Regions from separate parts of the Homo sapiens genome. Here region 2 is linked to region 1. A link is a contact called in ENCODE Hi-C or POLR2A ChIA-PET data. All regions are on one chromosome and are shown on one strand. Each heading gives the region's core, a stretch centred on a gene start or an enhancer-like site at or near the end of the contact. The rest is flanking DNA. Distances are from core to core; before and after follow the strand shown. Region 1 overlaps EIF2AK1 (eukaryotic translation initiation factor 2 alpha kinase 1). Region 2 overlaps USP42 (ubiquitin specific peptidase 42).

Region 1 (7,569 bases), core at 1,325-3,824:
CCTCATAGTAAATGTTCTTTAATGTTGACAGCGCTAACTGCAATGTTTAATATGTGGCTTTTGAAATGATAGGAACACCAACACATACGTCCAGAGTGGGTACTTGTCTGTACGCTTCACCCGAACAGTTGGAAGGATCTGAGTATGATGCCAAGGTAGTATTTGTTGCTTTCTGCCCTTTCATTCAACTTATTCTGCAGTCTTAAATAACAATACAGGGTTGGGTGCAGTGGCTCACGCCTGTAATCCCAGCACTTTGGGAGGCCGAGGTGGGTGGATCACCGGAGGTCAGGAGTTCAAGACCAGCCTGGTCAACATGGTGAAACCTGGTCTCTACTAAAAATACAAAAATTATCTGGGTGCGATGGCACATGCCTGTAGTCCCAGCTACTCTGGAGGCTGAGGCATGAGAATCATTTGAATCTGGGAGGCAGAGGTTGCAGTGAGCCGAGGTTGCACCATTGCACTCCATCCTGGATGACAAGAGCAAAACTCCATCTCAAAAAAAAAAAAAACAAACAGTACAATGAAATGCAGAAGCTCTGTCATAGAGATGTTTTTGGAGATAACTGAGTACTGTAGATAATTAACTGGATCAAACTGTCCTAAGAAGAAACCTCACTTTTCAGTAGACTCTGTGTTGCCTACTTTACCATTTCAAAATCCACAGATGTCACAATTTTTTTGTTTGTTCATTTGTTGTTTTTGAGACAGGGTCTTGCTCTGTTGCCCAGGTTGGATTGCAGTGGTGTCATCATAGCTCATGGCAGCCTCCAACTCCTGGGCTCAAGTGATCCTCCCACCTCAGCCTCCCATGTAACTGTGACTTCAAGAGTTGTGCTACCACACCCAGCTAATAAAAAAAATTATTTGTAGAGATGGGTCTTGCTTTGTCCAGGTTGGTCTCAAACTCCTGGCCTCAAATGATTCTCCTCCCTTGGCCTCCCAAAGTGCTGGGATTAAGGCATGAACCTCTGCGCCTGGCCTAAATCGATTTTGAAATGAGCTTTCCCTTTAAAACATCACTGTTCACCTCAGGAAGCTAGAATTCATGGAAGCCTGTTTTCAGCCTTTCTTCTCATTGGTTTTTTTCAAGCTTTGGTAAATAAACACCAAGGGGAAGCCTGCCCCTTGACTCCCCTTGAAATAGAACGAACATGCTGTAAAGTTTGAATCTCCCTTGTTCCTGGAAGAAATGCTAAAATCCATTTTTCAAAACAACAGGCTAGTAAAATTTTCTTCCTTTTGATGGCGCATTGAGCTTTTTAGTGATTAGGAAAGAGCTGTCAGAAAAAATGATGGCTGCCCCTAAAATCTTGTTTAGTGAAGACCTTCCTAAAAAATCTGTTTTTAGGAGTAGTATCACAGATTTTATGCAGTTTGTTAAATGTCACCAAGGACACTTGGTAAGAATGAGTGGAGGCAGAGGTGAGACCGGAGGAGAACCCGCGACCTTCTGTGGCTCCCCCGCAGCTGACACTAGCAGGCGTGAGCTCACATCATTGCCTGGGTCAGGCCTGGATTGTTAAGGGGTGCTGAAGACAGTTGTATGGTCGTGACTGCTGTGGGTGGGGATTATCCCTGCCCTCCACCTGACCATCCATTCTGCGTGCCCACGGATGCCCCTTTTTGAGGTTGTGAAAGTCCCTGTCACTGATGAGCTATCCTGCTCTGTTCCCTTCCTTGTGGGTGACCGTATATCCTCATTCTTAGAAACCCTCTCCTGTTTGGAGGGTGGAACACGGAAATGGAAACGTTCTTCTAACTTTGTATTTCACTACTGAGTTCCCCTTTTTTTCTTTTTCCAGTCAGATATGTACAGCTTGGGTGTGGTCCTGCTAGAGCTCTTTCAGCCGTTTGGAACAGAAATGGAGCGAGCAGAAGTTCTAACAGGTTTAAGAACTGGTCAGTTGCCGGAATCCCTCCGTAAAAGGTGTCCAGTGCAAGCCAAGTATATCCAGCACTTAACGAGAAGGAACTCATCGCAGAGACCATCTGCCATTCAGCTGCTGCAGAGTGAACTTTTCCAAAATTCTGGAAATGTATGTGCTTTTCTTTCTCTTGGTCCTGGAGTGAAGGTGGTTTTTATTGCCTCTCTTGGGGAAGGAAGCGGTTGGGTGGTGCCCCCGGAGGCTGGGGCTGGAAGAGCCAGATGATGGTTCTGGAGGCGGGGCCTGTTTGTTCTCGTCCACTTCCTGGCACTCAGCTGCAGGGTGTGCTGGCAGGACTCACTCCCCTTGGGGTAGCAGCTGTGGCCTCAGCAGGCACAGGAGGTATCTGCTGGTGTTCACAAAGAGGAGCGGAGGGCTGGGGGCCAACCCCACAGCGAAGGCCGGTAGGAAACTTCCTGGGGCCTGGTGGGTGAGACTCCTTCCCGGAAAGGCCGGAGGGGCCCGCAGGGTTTGCACCTTCTCATGGCTAGGCCTTTAGATGTCCAGGTCAAACTCTGACCCTTCACCACCTGCCTGCTGTTCTGGGCTGTCTGTATGTCTGCCGGGGGCTCATCACTGGCAGGGCTGGTGACCCCGGAAGTGGTGGGCGGGTCCCTCGAGGGTGTTTTGGTCACTGGTGAGTTCAGCACTCTATTGGGAATTTCCAGTTGTACATGATCCTGGTACCTCCCCGGGTAGTGCTGAAGAGTGTGCCCGATGGGGTTGCTGCATTCCCTGCGCAGTACACAGTCATTGGACCACCGGGGAGAGGCAGGGGTGGCCTGGCGTGGGGGTCCGGCTGCAGCTGCTGCCCTGGACATGGTCTCTGTACATGTTTTTTTTTTAAATGCTGAGGAAAATATGAAGCTTAAAATAGAATTTGTTCAAATTGTGAATCCTGGCCAGGCGGGGTGGCTCATGCCTGTAATCCCAGGCATGGGATTTTGGGAGGCAGAGGTGGGAGGATTGCCTGATGTTAGGAGTTCAAGACCAGCCCGGCCAACATGGTGAAACCCCATCTACTAAAAGTACAAAAATTAGCCGGGCGTGGTGGTGCACACCTGTAATCCCACCTCCTTGGGAGGCTGAGGCAGGACAGTCACTTGAACTGGGAGGCGGAGGTTGCAGTGAGCTGAGATCACACCACTGTACTCCAGCCTCGGCGAAAGAGCGAGACTCCGTCTCAATATAAATAGTGAACCCTGTTTCAGTGAATAGTCGAGCTTAGACTCATATTTGTGCAAACAAAATATTTAAACCCATTCTCAGAGTTCCCTGACTGTATCAAGCACTAGGTTGAATACCAGTAGCATGCTTATATTCATTGTCCACGTAAGCAGGTTGACTCCCCACCGCCTGTCTACTCTAAGAGTTACAAGCATTGGGCGTGGTGGCTCACGCCTGTAATCCCAGCACTTTGGGAGGCTGAGGCAGGCGGATCATGAGGTCAGGAGTTCAAGACCAGCCTGACCAACATGGTAAAACCCCATCTCTACTAAAAATACAAAAATTAGCCGGTGTGAGCTACCATGCCCAGCCACAGATGTGGTTCTTGAAACCAAGTATAAACATTTATCTTCATATATGAAGGGGATTTTCTGATGCTCAGTTAAGATAGCTATTAGAGACCATAGTTATTTAGTATTTATGGTAAGGATTTCTACTATCTTGCAAAAGTTTTTTGTATAAAATGAAACCTTGGCTGGGTGTGGTGGCTCACACCTGTAATTCCAGCACTTTGGGAGGTCGAGGCGGGTGGGTCACTTGAGGTAAGGAGTTTGAGACCGGCCTGGCCAACATGGCGAAACCTCATCTCTACTAAAAATACAGAAACTAGCTGGGCTTGTATGAGAGCGCCTGTAATCCCAGCTACTTGGGTGGCTGAGGCACGAGAATAGCTTGAACTGGGGAGGCACAGGTTGCAGTGAGCCAAGATCATGCCACTGTACTCCAGCCTGGGCGACAGAGCGAGACTCTGTCTCAAAAAAAAAAAAAAAAAGTTATTTTAATGGAGTTTAAAATATTTTCTCCTTACAGGTTAACCTCACCCTACAGATGAAGATAATAGAGCAAGAAAAAGAAATTGCAGAACTAAAGAAGCAGCTAAACCTCCTTTCTCAAGACAAAGGGGTGAGGGATGACGGAAAGGATGGGGGCGTGGGATGAAAGTGGACTTAACTTTTAAGGTAGTTAACTGGAATGTAAATTTTTAATCTTTATTAGGGTATAGTTGGTACAATGCTTCGTTGTATTTAGTAAGCCTTTACAAGACTTGTTAAAGATGTCAGAGTGCCCCAAGCTGCCGTTCCTTCCCTTCCTGCCCCACAAGCTCCTTTTCCTGAATTTCCTACCTAAATATTAACCATATGCCTAGTCTCTGAAACTAAAAACTTGGACCTCATCCTCAATTATTTTCTCCTTTCAACTCTGTTGACCCTCTGTCTGGTCTTCCTCTAGAAGGTACCGCAGAAATTGATGTGTGCTCCCTGCCCTCGTCACTGCCCAAGCCCGGGCCTGCACATACTCACTGGACTGTTCCAGTTTTGACAGCTGCCAGTCTTCCTGCCCCTTTCACACTGCAGCTGAAGTTCATTACCTGAAGGACGCCTCATCATTTCATTCCTTGGCTCCAAACCTTCTGCTGCCTCTAAGATAAAAGCTCAACTTCTTAACAGTGTACAGTGTGCAACTTCCAACCTTTTTATCTGTTCTCTCCACCTTCAGTTTAGCGTCATTCCAAAACCACACCCTTGCAAAGCTTTGTACTCCGCACCCCAGATGATCTCCAGGCAGCTCAGATCTCTTTCCTGCCTTTGCCCTGCACTGTTCCCCGGTACTTCCTCCTTTATTGTAGCACTCAGCTCCCCAGCCAATCTGTACATCCCTCAGAGGCAGCGATCTGATGAATTGGTTTTTGAATCCCAGAAAGGGTCTGCCATGGAGTTGGCAGTCATCACGGTAGATGGCGTATGATTTTGCTGAATTTTAAATAAAATGAAAACCATAAATTACATGATGCTTTTATTGACACTTGACAACTGGCCTAAATAAAAAGACTCTGACTCTAATACAAGTCCCCTTACTGATAATAGGCATGAAAGAGCACCATTCTTAAAATCTAAACCCTTTAAAATCAGTTACGGCAATTCACTTAAGGAGCTTGAGGGCCGTGTTAAAAGGAGCCAGGTTTTCACAAGACCTCATCCACCTCTGCACATTGGCTGGCACTGTCACACTGCAGCCTCCGATCTGCTGGAGTACAGACCACAGCACCACGTCTGCTACGGTGAGTTCATTCCCAGCGAGCCAAGGGCTCTTCCCAAGAGCAGAGTTCATGGAGCGGAAAACAGCGGCTTTTTCTTTACTGCTTCCCTCTTTTAACTGAAAAATCGCAATATCTACCCAGCTATCTATAAGGGTTGCGTTGACAGCATTATGCTTCTGGCCAAACAGAGAGAACAAGAAACGTGCAATGTTCCCTTCGCCTTCGATGGGGCACATCGTCTGGATGCTGAATTTCATCTGCGTCTTCGGCACTGAAAAGAAAAAACACGCCAGGTAGCATCACCAGAGCAGCCCTGAGGGAAGTACTCGCACAGTGGGGAAGGGGACAGTCACCAAACACCACAGACTGATGACATGGGAAAGGGTGTTTTCAAGAAGAACATCACATTTTCAGTCTGTCTCTAAGATGCTTACTACTGAAAAGGGTTTAAGTGCAAACTATGTTAAAAAAGTAACCAAAGAGTCATTCCTGGTATTTGATTATGACACTTCTGAAGCTAGAAGGGACCTCAGACCACCTGCTCCAATCCCTGCTGCCTAAGGTTTTGGGGGCTGAGGGCTGGAAACCCAGGAGCTGCATCTCCCAGGCTCTTGGCCTCATAATCGCCTTCTGTGAGACTGAGGGCAATTAAGATATGAATGACATGAACTCGCTTATCTCCATATCAACATAAACCAGAAGAGGCATACATCTGTGGGATAGTCAATACATAACATCCTATCTTTATATGGCCATATGAGAAGATAACTTCAGTGTCCCTATGATGGTAAGTTCTTGAATGTGAGGGCAAGATGGCTGTGATAGCCATGACTCCCCGCTTTGCCTGGTTGGACAGAACCCCCTTCCCCAAATGCTCACAGTCCCCCCCTTGAGCTGTGTCTCACTCAGAGACCCTAAATTTTGCAGACGAACAAGGGCATCTTTGCGTTGCTTCATCTCTGCTCCTCCTCTAGAACTATCCCACAGGCTTTCTAGACTTAGAATATCTGACCTGATGCAAATCGCTATGTGGCCAGTATGCCACAGAATGTCCTAAACCCTTGCTGCCTCTTATCAAAACCATGTTGCACATCTCATCATATAGTACAGCTAACCCTTGAACAGTGGGGGGGTTAGGGACACTGACCCCCGACTGCTGTGCAGTCGAAAATCCACATAAAACTTCTGACTCCTTCAAAACTTAAGCACTAATAGCCTACTATTCATGGGAAGCCTTACCCATCACAGTTGATTAACACGTTTTGTATGGTCTGTATATTATATGCTATATTCTTACAATAAACTTGAGAAAATGTTAAGAAAATAATAAGGATGCTGGGCATGGTGGCTCACACCTGTAGTCCCTGCTGCTTGGGAGGCTGAGGTGGGAGGATCACTTGAGCCCAGAAGGTTGAGGCTGTGGTGAGCTATGATCGCACCACTGCACTCCAGCCTGGGAGACAAAGCAAGACCCTGCCTCTTTAAAAGAAAATGATAATGAATTTACTATTCATTAAGTTGAAGTGGATCATCATGAAGGTCTTCATCCCACTGTCCTCATGTCGCTGAGGAAGAGGGGTTGGTCTTGCTGTCTTGGGTGGAAGAGGTGGAGGAGGTAGAAAGGGAGGCAGGAAAGGACGAGAGGCAAGCACGGTGTAACTTTAGGGAAATACATCATAATTTGTCTGACTTTTTGCCTTTTGATTTCTCTAAAAATAGTTGTGTGCAGCATCAACCCTTCCACTGCTTGCTTTAGTTTCAGTGCTTATATCATAGAAGACTCCAGGTCGTAAAAGAAGTCAAAAGCAGCCTTGAATAATCAGAAGCCTTCTCCCAGACTGTCTAATGGAAATCTGTTTTCCAGCCCGGCTTCTCCTAGGTCTTCTTCCTCAACGTCTGGCACTGGTTTGGAAGCACTTCTCTCCATTAAGCTGTCTTATGTTAATTCTTCTGTGCAGTGTCTGTCAGCCCTTGAATTTCTCCAAGATCTATACCCTGAAACTCTTCACCACCCACTTTTGCCCCATCTATGATCTATTTCATGGTTTCCTTGATTGTCGTAAATCCTATGAAGTCACGCACATCTGGACACAGGTTTCTCCAGGAGGAATGTACTGTTTCACCATGATGGCTTTCACAGCTTTTTATACGATGATGGCCTCTTCAATGATGTAATCCTTCCAGACTCTTCAAGATGTTCTAATCAGGGTTCTCTTTTTTTTTTTTTTTTTTTTTGAGATGGAGTCTTGCTCTGTCACCCAGGCTGGAGTGCAGTGGCGCGATCTCACTACAACCTTCACCTCCTGGGTTCAAGCAATTCTCCTGCCTCAGCCTCCAAAGTAGCTGGAATTACAGGCATGCGCCACCATGCCC
Region 2 (6,954 bases), core at 2,515-5,014, 140 kb before region 1:
TGGTGGGGTCAGGTCCTGGACAGAGCCAGGCGCGCAGTCCTGACTTCATCACACTGCCATCTCATGTGGGAAAATGACGCCATCCATCCCACTAACTCTCCCAGGAAGCGAATTGTAGCGCGGTTGTGTCATCAAGGGGCCCATCAGTGCCGTGGAGGGGGCGCCGGTGTGGGCGGGGTGGGTGCATGTGGGGCCCTGCGGTGGGAACGCTGAAGGACACCTGAACCCAAGCCTGGCGCCTGGTGGCCTTTCTGAAAACGCAGTGGTCTGTGCAGGTCCAGGGCCCCCTCTTGGACCCGCGGGCTCCCTGTGCACGGAGCGCAGACTCACGGGGCCCTTCTGCTTCTAGGAGGGCGTGTGAAGACCTGGAAGCGCCGGTGGTTCATCCTGACCGATAACTGCCTCTATTACTTTGAATACACAACAGTAAGTAAGGGCCAGGCCTCCTTGCCGCCTCCCAGCAGTCCCGGAGCTGCCCTGGGGCCGAGGGACCCTCAGGCTGGTGACCCACAGTGAGCCCCGCCGTGTACTTTCCTCTTGTAGGATAAGGAGCCCAGGGGAATCATCCCGTTGGAAAACCTCAGCATCAGGGAGGTGGAGGACCCCCGGAAACCCGTAAGCTCTTCCTCCTGAACCTTCTCTCCTGCCAGCCACCTGGGAGCCATCCTCACTGCCTGCAGGGAACCTGCCCCAAGCCCCCCTGACCGCCTCCCCTCTCTCTTTCTCCACCAGAACTGTTTTGAGCTCTACAATCCCAGCCACAAAGGGCAGGTCATCAAGGCCTGTAAGACTGAGGCCGACGGCCGCGTGGTAGAGGGGAACCATGTGGTGTACCGGATCTCAGCCCCGAGCCCGGAGGAGAAGGAGGAGTGGATGAAATCCATCAAGTGAGTGGGGCCTCGGGGGCGGGGCCAGGCCCGTCTTCTCGTGCCGGTTGGAGGGCGGGGGATGGTCTGGAACATGGATGCTTCCGTGTGCAAGAGTGGACCTTCTGTCTCCAGAAACCCCAGAGGGCCGGGCTGCCAAAGCCGACGTTCAGATCTGAGCCTGCGGTCCTGTCTGAGGGGCCTCTGGGGCTGGTGGGAAAGGGGAGGTCTGTGTGTCACCCACGACCTAACCTGTGTGTTTTCCTTTTTTCACCAGAGCCAGTATCAGCAGAGATCCCTTCTATGACATGTTGGCAACGAGGAAACGAAGGATTGCCAATAAAAAATAGCTTTCCTGGCTAAAAGACCCAGGTAAAAGACCCAACCCCAGCAGAAAGACACCGCGGGCGGCCCCTCCGCGGAAGGCGTGGCAGGGAGGCAGTCGCCCTGCGGTGCAAGCTGCTGCTCCAGAGCATACCGTGGCCCAGGTGGTATCCCCAAGGCCTCGTGCCGTGGCTGGGGTCCTGGGAGGTGGTCGCCCTGCAGTGCAAGCTGCTGCTCCAGAGCGTACCGTGGCCCAGACTGATCCTCGAGGCCTCCTGCCGTGGCTGGGGTCATGGTCGGCTGCGCATGTCCAGAAGCATTTCCTTCCTGCGACCATCCCGGCGCCCCTAGGGGGAGAAGCCAGGACAGCAGCTTCCGCTGTCTCCACAGCAGACACGGGACGGATTCCACAGACGGGAGCCTCATTCGTACCATGCCAAACGCATTCACTCGGGGCAGTATTAACCGTTCTAGAAAGCCACTGTTTTATAGCAAAACAGGAAAGGAAAAGCTACCAGTTTTTTATTCAGAATTTTTCTCAGATATATAGGATTATAGCTTTTATATGCCTTTTTATATTCTGAAATTATAACAAAAGATACTTTCTAACAGTAGTATTTTTAGAATGGCAGCTATAAAGTTAACTCCTGGACACAAGTATATACTGTGCACTGAAAAAATATCCATCTACACAGCACCCAAGGGGAGGGCTGGGGGCACCGGCACGGGGGCAGCGTGCAGCCCTGCCCTGTCAGGCTGTCAGACAAGCCCCGGGGGGCAGCAGGTGGGCTCGGGACGGGCTGGGGGAGGGACGGCCATGGCACTTGGGGGCTCCAGGGTGACTCCCATGAGGCCTCCCTTCAACCAGGCTTTTTGGCCCCACAAATACTTTAAGCAAATCATTAAAATTATAACAGTTAATGGTTTGGGGGTGTTTAGGCTGTAACTGCTAACTCCTAGGAAACAGCCTTTTCCCTGGACACAGATGGTCCATACGCTGAGCCACGTGAAACTGCTGATGTTTTGTTTAGATGCACACACATGGCAGCGTTTCATACAGGTCAGCAGGTTAGACCGGCTTTTGACCATATTCATCGCTATTTAAAACCTGTGGCAAAATGAACGCTTATTTTACAGACTTTCTAATTTGACCAGATTTCTTAATGAATAGACACAGAATTAACTAAAAACAGTCTCACCCCATGTAGTGCGCCGTGTCCTGAGAGAGGTGCCCTCCCTACGAGGAGGGAAGAACAGGCCCTGGGGTGCAGAGGCCCGGCACGTAGAGAACCCAGATAGACGCCGGTGGTGGAACTGGTCAAACTCCACGCCCGCCTGGGAGGTTGTCAGGTTGCTGTGGATGTAAGGATAGGAGGTGCCCAGTGCTCCGCTCAAGGAAGGCTGGATCTGGGCCCCACCTACAGAGAGGGCTCAGGGCTGGACCGGGGGCATTGTGTGCTTGGGCCGACCCGGGCCGGTGGCAGACGCTGTTCTCTGTCGGGAGATTTGCGTCCCCAGGACCCTGTTACACAGTGGGCTGTTGGGTTGGTGGCTGGCTTTTCCTCTATGGACTTCCTCTTCCTGCCCCACCTGCATAGGCACACACACCTTGAATCTGCACCCTCTGGAGGGCATCTGTACTCCTGTGCAAAATGCCCAGTCCAGAGACAAAACCTCAGACTTTGTGCACCTAGGTTTCCTTCTCAGCAGCGGAGACTGTTCTTTGAGTTGCCTTGAAGTGGAGGCCGAGCGGCTGCGGGCCCTTCGCCTCCCTGCGGCTGACCTTGATGTAGCTTTAAGTCACACTAGACTGCAGAGGGGTCCGAGGCCAGAAACCCCTGTCCTGCATCAGACTTTCATTCCCACGTTCTTAGGCTTTGTTACTGATACCTCAAATCGGAAGTTTTAGTTCTGAGAAAGGCAAGTCAGCGTTCTTGAAATGCCTGACTGGTAGATATGCAACTCTGGCCTCCAGTCTTCCATGAAAATAAATGCTGCCTGGACCCCCACCCAGACCACACACTGACGGCCGGCTCCGGCGGTGCCCACCCCTCAGGCTGGCCCGGCACCCAAGACTGGCCACAGCCAGCTCTGTCAGCATGTTGTGCTCGGACAAGCTGTTTCCTTCTTCTGACCAACCCAGGTGTGACCTGGGGATGCAGAGCTTTCTGTTTTGGGTGTTGGGAGAAGCAGCAGGAAGGAGTCGCCAGATGATCAAGCTCCCCCTTTGCTGTCATCTGTGAATGAGCTTCGCCAGGTGGTGGGCACCTGGGAGCCATGCAGAGGCTGTGGTGCTGAGTTAGACTCCAGGTACTTTGTGGTCAAAGGAAATCGCCTAGCTCCAGGCTGTGTTAGGACAGTATTAGCATGAAGGCTGTGCGACCATCATGCCTGCTGATCCTTGAGGCAGGCCTGGTCCAGAAAACTCTGGGTCAGTGACTGCGCAGGGCCAGCCGCTACCAGGACGGCCCTGAAACAGGACACATCTGTTTTTTGTCCCTCACCCTGGGCAGGCCGCGTCACAATCACAGTCCTCCTCCTCCCCACCCTGACGTCTGAGCGCAGGGCTTGAATTGTTAGTCCCAACTCTGGCCAAAGATACTTTTTTCCAGAGACAGAGGCCAGGAGGCAGTGAGGGGAGCCCCGCGGGGAGGCGGCGGCGACTGCCACAGCCCTTCCAGCCTGTCTTGCTGGCCGCCCTGGTTCATATTTGAGTTTAATTGTACTGACCCTGGACCCAGATAAGCAGCAACTTTGTGTCTTTGGGGTCACAGAACATTTTGGGGCAGTTTAATGTGGTACCAAACTGAAAATAGGAGCTATTTATAGATGGAGCAGCACTTAGTGCTTCATAGAAAGCAATGCCTATTTTTAAAGTTACAAACGCAGATATCTACATAGATATGCTTTGCTGAGAAGTTAGGTCTGTGGTAGACCAGAAACCACAAATTGACTTTTTTTCTTAGAAAATATTTCTATTTGCGGTAAATATAGTAATATGTAAATAATGTACATCTGTTGATTTCTGGAGTGTCTGTTATTCAATGATGTATATACTCCCACAGCTCGCATGAAGGAACAGCCTCTATTGATACTTGGTTGTAAAGTGAAGTAAGATTGGAGGGTGGATGGCTGTCAGAGCTCTTGCAGATACTGTGTTCACTAAATAAAAATCACATGTATTGTTAAAACAAGCCTAAGACTTGGTTCTTTAAAACAGATATTGTTGGGTCCAGCAAACACCCCTCCAATTTTCCTTTGCCCGTCCGAGGTGGGATGGCCTGGCCGAAGGTGCCGACTTCGGCAGGAGCACTTACTTGAAGGTTTTAAGAAAGTGAATTCAGATGATGACAGGAAGGAGTCTGGAAGCAAATGGGGAAAACAACAGTAAAAAGACGCCAAGTGTGTGATTTGCTGCCATTTATATACTATAGAAATTTTACATGCTGTATATTTACAGTGGGGCAAGTGCTTTTTTAATCTTTAGAAAAACAAAGATCAAACTTTAAACATCTCTGAACAACACAAACTGTATAAACCATACAGATTATTCAGATACAAACTGTATTAAATACAGTTTTCCCCACTCCATCTCCTGATGCAGGACCAGTGAATTATAAGTGTATCACAGTTTGATAGCATATCCATATTAAAAATAAAATCACAGTATGATTGTGTCTGTAACTAGAAACTCGAAGGGACCAAGCAGACAACGGAGACTCCAGTATCAGTGAAGACAAGAGACGCTGTATCAAAAAGTGTTGTGTAATAGAAACATACTGTCGGCTTTACAAATCATGTCTGGGTTATACATTCATAATGTAAATACTCATCATAACTGGGAAATTGATTGATTGGAACAGTTCCACAAAGTTCAAAAACAGAACTTGTCTATAAAATACATCTTCAAATCTTGAATACAACTAAAATAAGCAAATTAGTTTCTAGTATCAGACATTACAGAAAACAGACTGCTCTCCAAAGTCTAGGTGAGAGCTTGTGAGTTTTTAAATAAGTCTTTAAATTAAATATACACACTGTCAGTTTGTACTTTTGACAATTCCATGGTCTCCCGGTTGGTCTTGCACCAGATGTCTAACTTGGAGGAACATTACATGAAATACAAGTAATCGACCTGAGTCTGTAATTAAGCAGCATTTGAGATGTTCTATTCCAGGGCATTATTTCAATGGGATTTATATACACGGTATTTTACAATGGTCAGCAGTGGTAGAAAGTGTTCGTCCATTCGGAATAAGGGTAATTAAGAAAAGGTAAAAACTAAAAAAAAAGTTCTCCATGGTAAAATCTGTACAGTATTTACTAAAGAAGCACCACGCAGATTGGAACAGAGTTATTGTCTATCTTTATAATTTAAGCTGGGCTGGGGATGGCTTCTGTTGAACGCGTTGAATCTGAAAGACAAGAGGCGCAGGGTTAGTGAGTTGGAGGCAGGCGGCGGCGTGTAGGGCTTATTCCCGGACGCCCTGCCAGCTGCTCCCGAAGGCTGGGGAAGCTCTTCCTTGAGGAGATCACTCTGCCTTCTCTGCCTTCCTGAGTGGAAATGAGGGAACTGGCGGTGCGGGCAGCTCAGCCAGGGAGGCGCCATCTGCTGGGCCCGGCCACCACCCGCCCCAGATGCCTCCTCCACCTCCATCCTCACAGCCCCTCACTCAGGAAGTTTAGCTCCTTAATTAGGGTTGGGCCTCTCCCTTGAGGACACATTGATAAAGCCTGTTAATTAACGGCCAATTAATCCACAGACTCTTCACTTGGCAATTCATTTTAAATTCCTCTTGCTGACTACATGTGACAGACACATTTGGACAAAGTTTCCTTTCAAGGGAAAAATGGTTCACTGTCCCCTCTAGCTCCACAAGGGTCAGGTATAAAACCAGTGACTCTCCCAGGACCGCTGTGTGAAGTGATCCAACAAAGCCCCACAGCTCCGAGGTCCTGATCTGCCGCCCGGCCCTGGGCCACCTTCCTATGGTTTTGTACGGTGGCTGCTGGGGGGGTGCTGGCTCCAGCTCAGTGCCACCTCGGGGCGCAGACAGCAGCACAGGGGACGGGACGGACGAGGGAGCAAGGCTCCGCTCTCCTGAGTGAGGTGCCTGTGCTGGGGACCGGGCCTCTCCCTTCCCAGATGTTTATCAAAGGCCCGTGGGCTCTGCCGCTGTGAGCCGGGTTGGCTTTTCCCAAGTGAGGCACAAGGGAACAGGGCGACTCTGCCTGCGTGAAGGATGCGGGTCTTCCCCAGCCAGTAATGCAAACGTGATGAGGTGGAGGGTCTAGGTCTGTCCCCAAGCGCGTGGCCTGGGTCTGGGCTGGCTGGGAACCTGCCGGGGCCTCTCCATGGCTCTGCCAACTCCTATGAGCCCAGCCCCCAGGCAGAGCCGCAGAATTAAAACTCCTCTGCCTGCGTCCCCTCAGCGCCACCACAAACAATGAGGAAACAGACAGGAAAACAGCTTACCATAACTAGTGAATTTTTTGTTTTGAGGCTGAGTTTTCAATCACCTAGAAAGCAAAGGTCAGGAAAGAGATTTTAATGATGGTTGCAAAATCGCCAGGGCCTCTGCTGTGTGTGTGCGTTAAGTGGCTATGGTCAGAGTCACTGCGGTTCCCTGTGAGCGCCTGAGGCCACTCCCCAGTGAGGTGAGCAGGGATGTCCCAGCGCTCAGCGGCTGCTCCCAGGGTTTTACTGATGTCAAAGGGTTTACGTGATGACTGAGGGCTCCATCCAACCCACACGCAGCCTGAT

What was found. A loop is a pair of places that touch in the nucleus more often than their neighbours do. ChIA-PET counts read pairs that join two places held with the same protein, here RNA polymerase II (POLR2A). Pooled maps may share reads with other maps.
Region 2: a loop to region 1 is called in a pooled map, with 2.1 times the contacts of the local background. The contact joins two enhancer-like sites. A Hi-C loop is called at or near these places in 1 of 50 pooled maps. POLR2A ChIA-PET finds 5 or more read pairs at or near these places in 4 of 52 experiments (H1, PC-9, WTC11 and 1 more).

The regions. Positions count from the first base shown.
Region 1 is chr7:6,021,201-6,028,769 of GRCh38, reverse strand. EIF2AK1 (eukaryotic translation initiation factor 2 alpha kinase 1) reads left to right here. Exons shown (of 15, transcript NM_014413.4): 13 at 73-155; 14 at 1,809-2,042; 15 at 3,969-6,523. The coding sequence ends at 4,097. It overlaps AIMP2 (aminoacyl tRNA synthetase complex interacting multifunctional protein 2), which reads right to left. Exons shown (of 4, transcript NM_006303.4): 4 at 4,936-5,467. The coding sequence ends at 5,079. Among named protein-coding and RNA genes, the nearest start is that of ANKRD61, 6.4 kb to the left of the region's middle. RefSeq lists enhancers at 2,054-2,103, 1,966-2,466. Within about 2 kb of position 2,574, at least 23 of the 41 ENCODE cell types and tissues checked have a DNase peak (open chromatin) inside an H3K27ac peak, as active enhancers do.
Region 2 is chr7:6,159,206-6,166,159 of GRCh38, reverse strand. It overlaps USP42 (ubiquitin specific peptidase 42), which reads right to left. Exons shown (of 18, transcript NM_032172.3): 17 at 6,667-6,710; 18 at 4,596-5,605. The coding sequence ends at 6,703. CYTH3 (cytohesin 3) reads left to right here. Exons shown (of 13, transcript NM_004227.4): 10 at 350-426; 11 at 544-615; 12 at 733-887; 13 at 1,144-4,381. The coding sequence ends at 1,216. Among named protein-coding and RNA genes, the nearest start is that of USP42, 58 kb to the right of the region's middle. Within about 2 kb of position 3,764, at least 14 of the 41 ENCODE cell types and tissues checked have a DNase peak (open chromatin) inside an H3K27ac peak, as active enhancers do.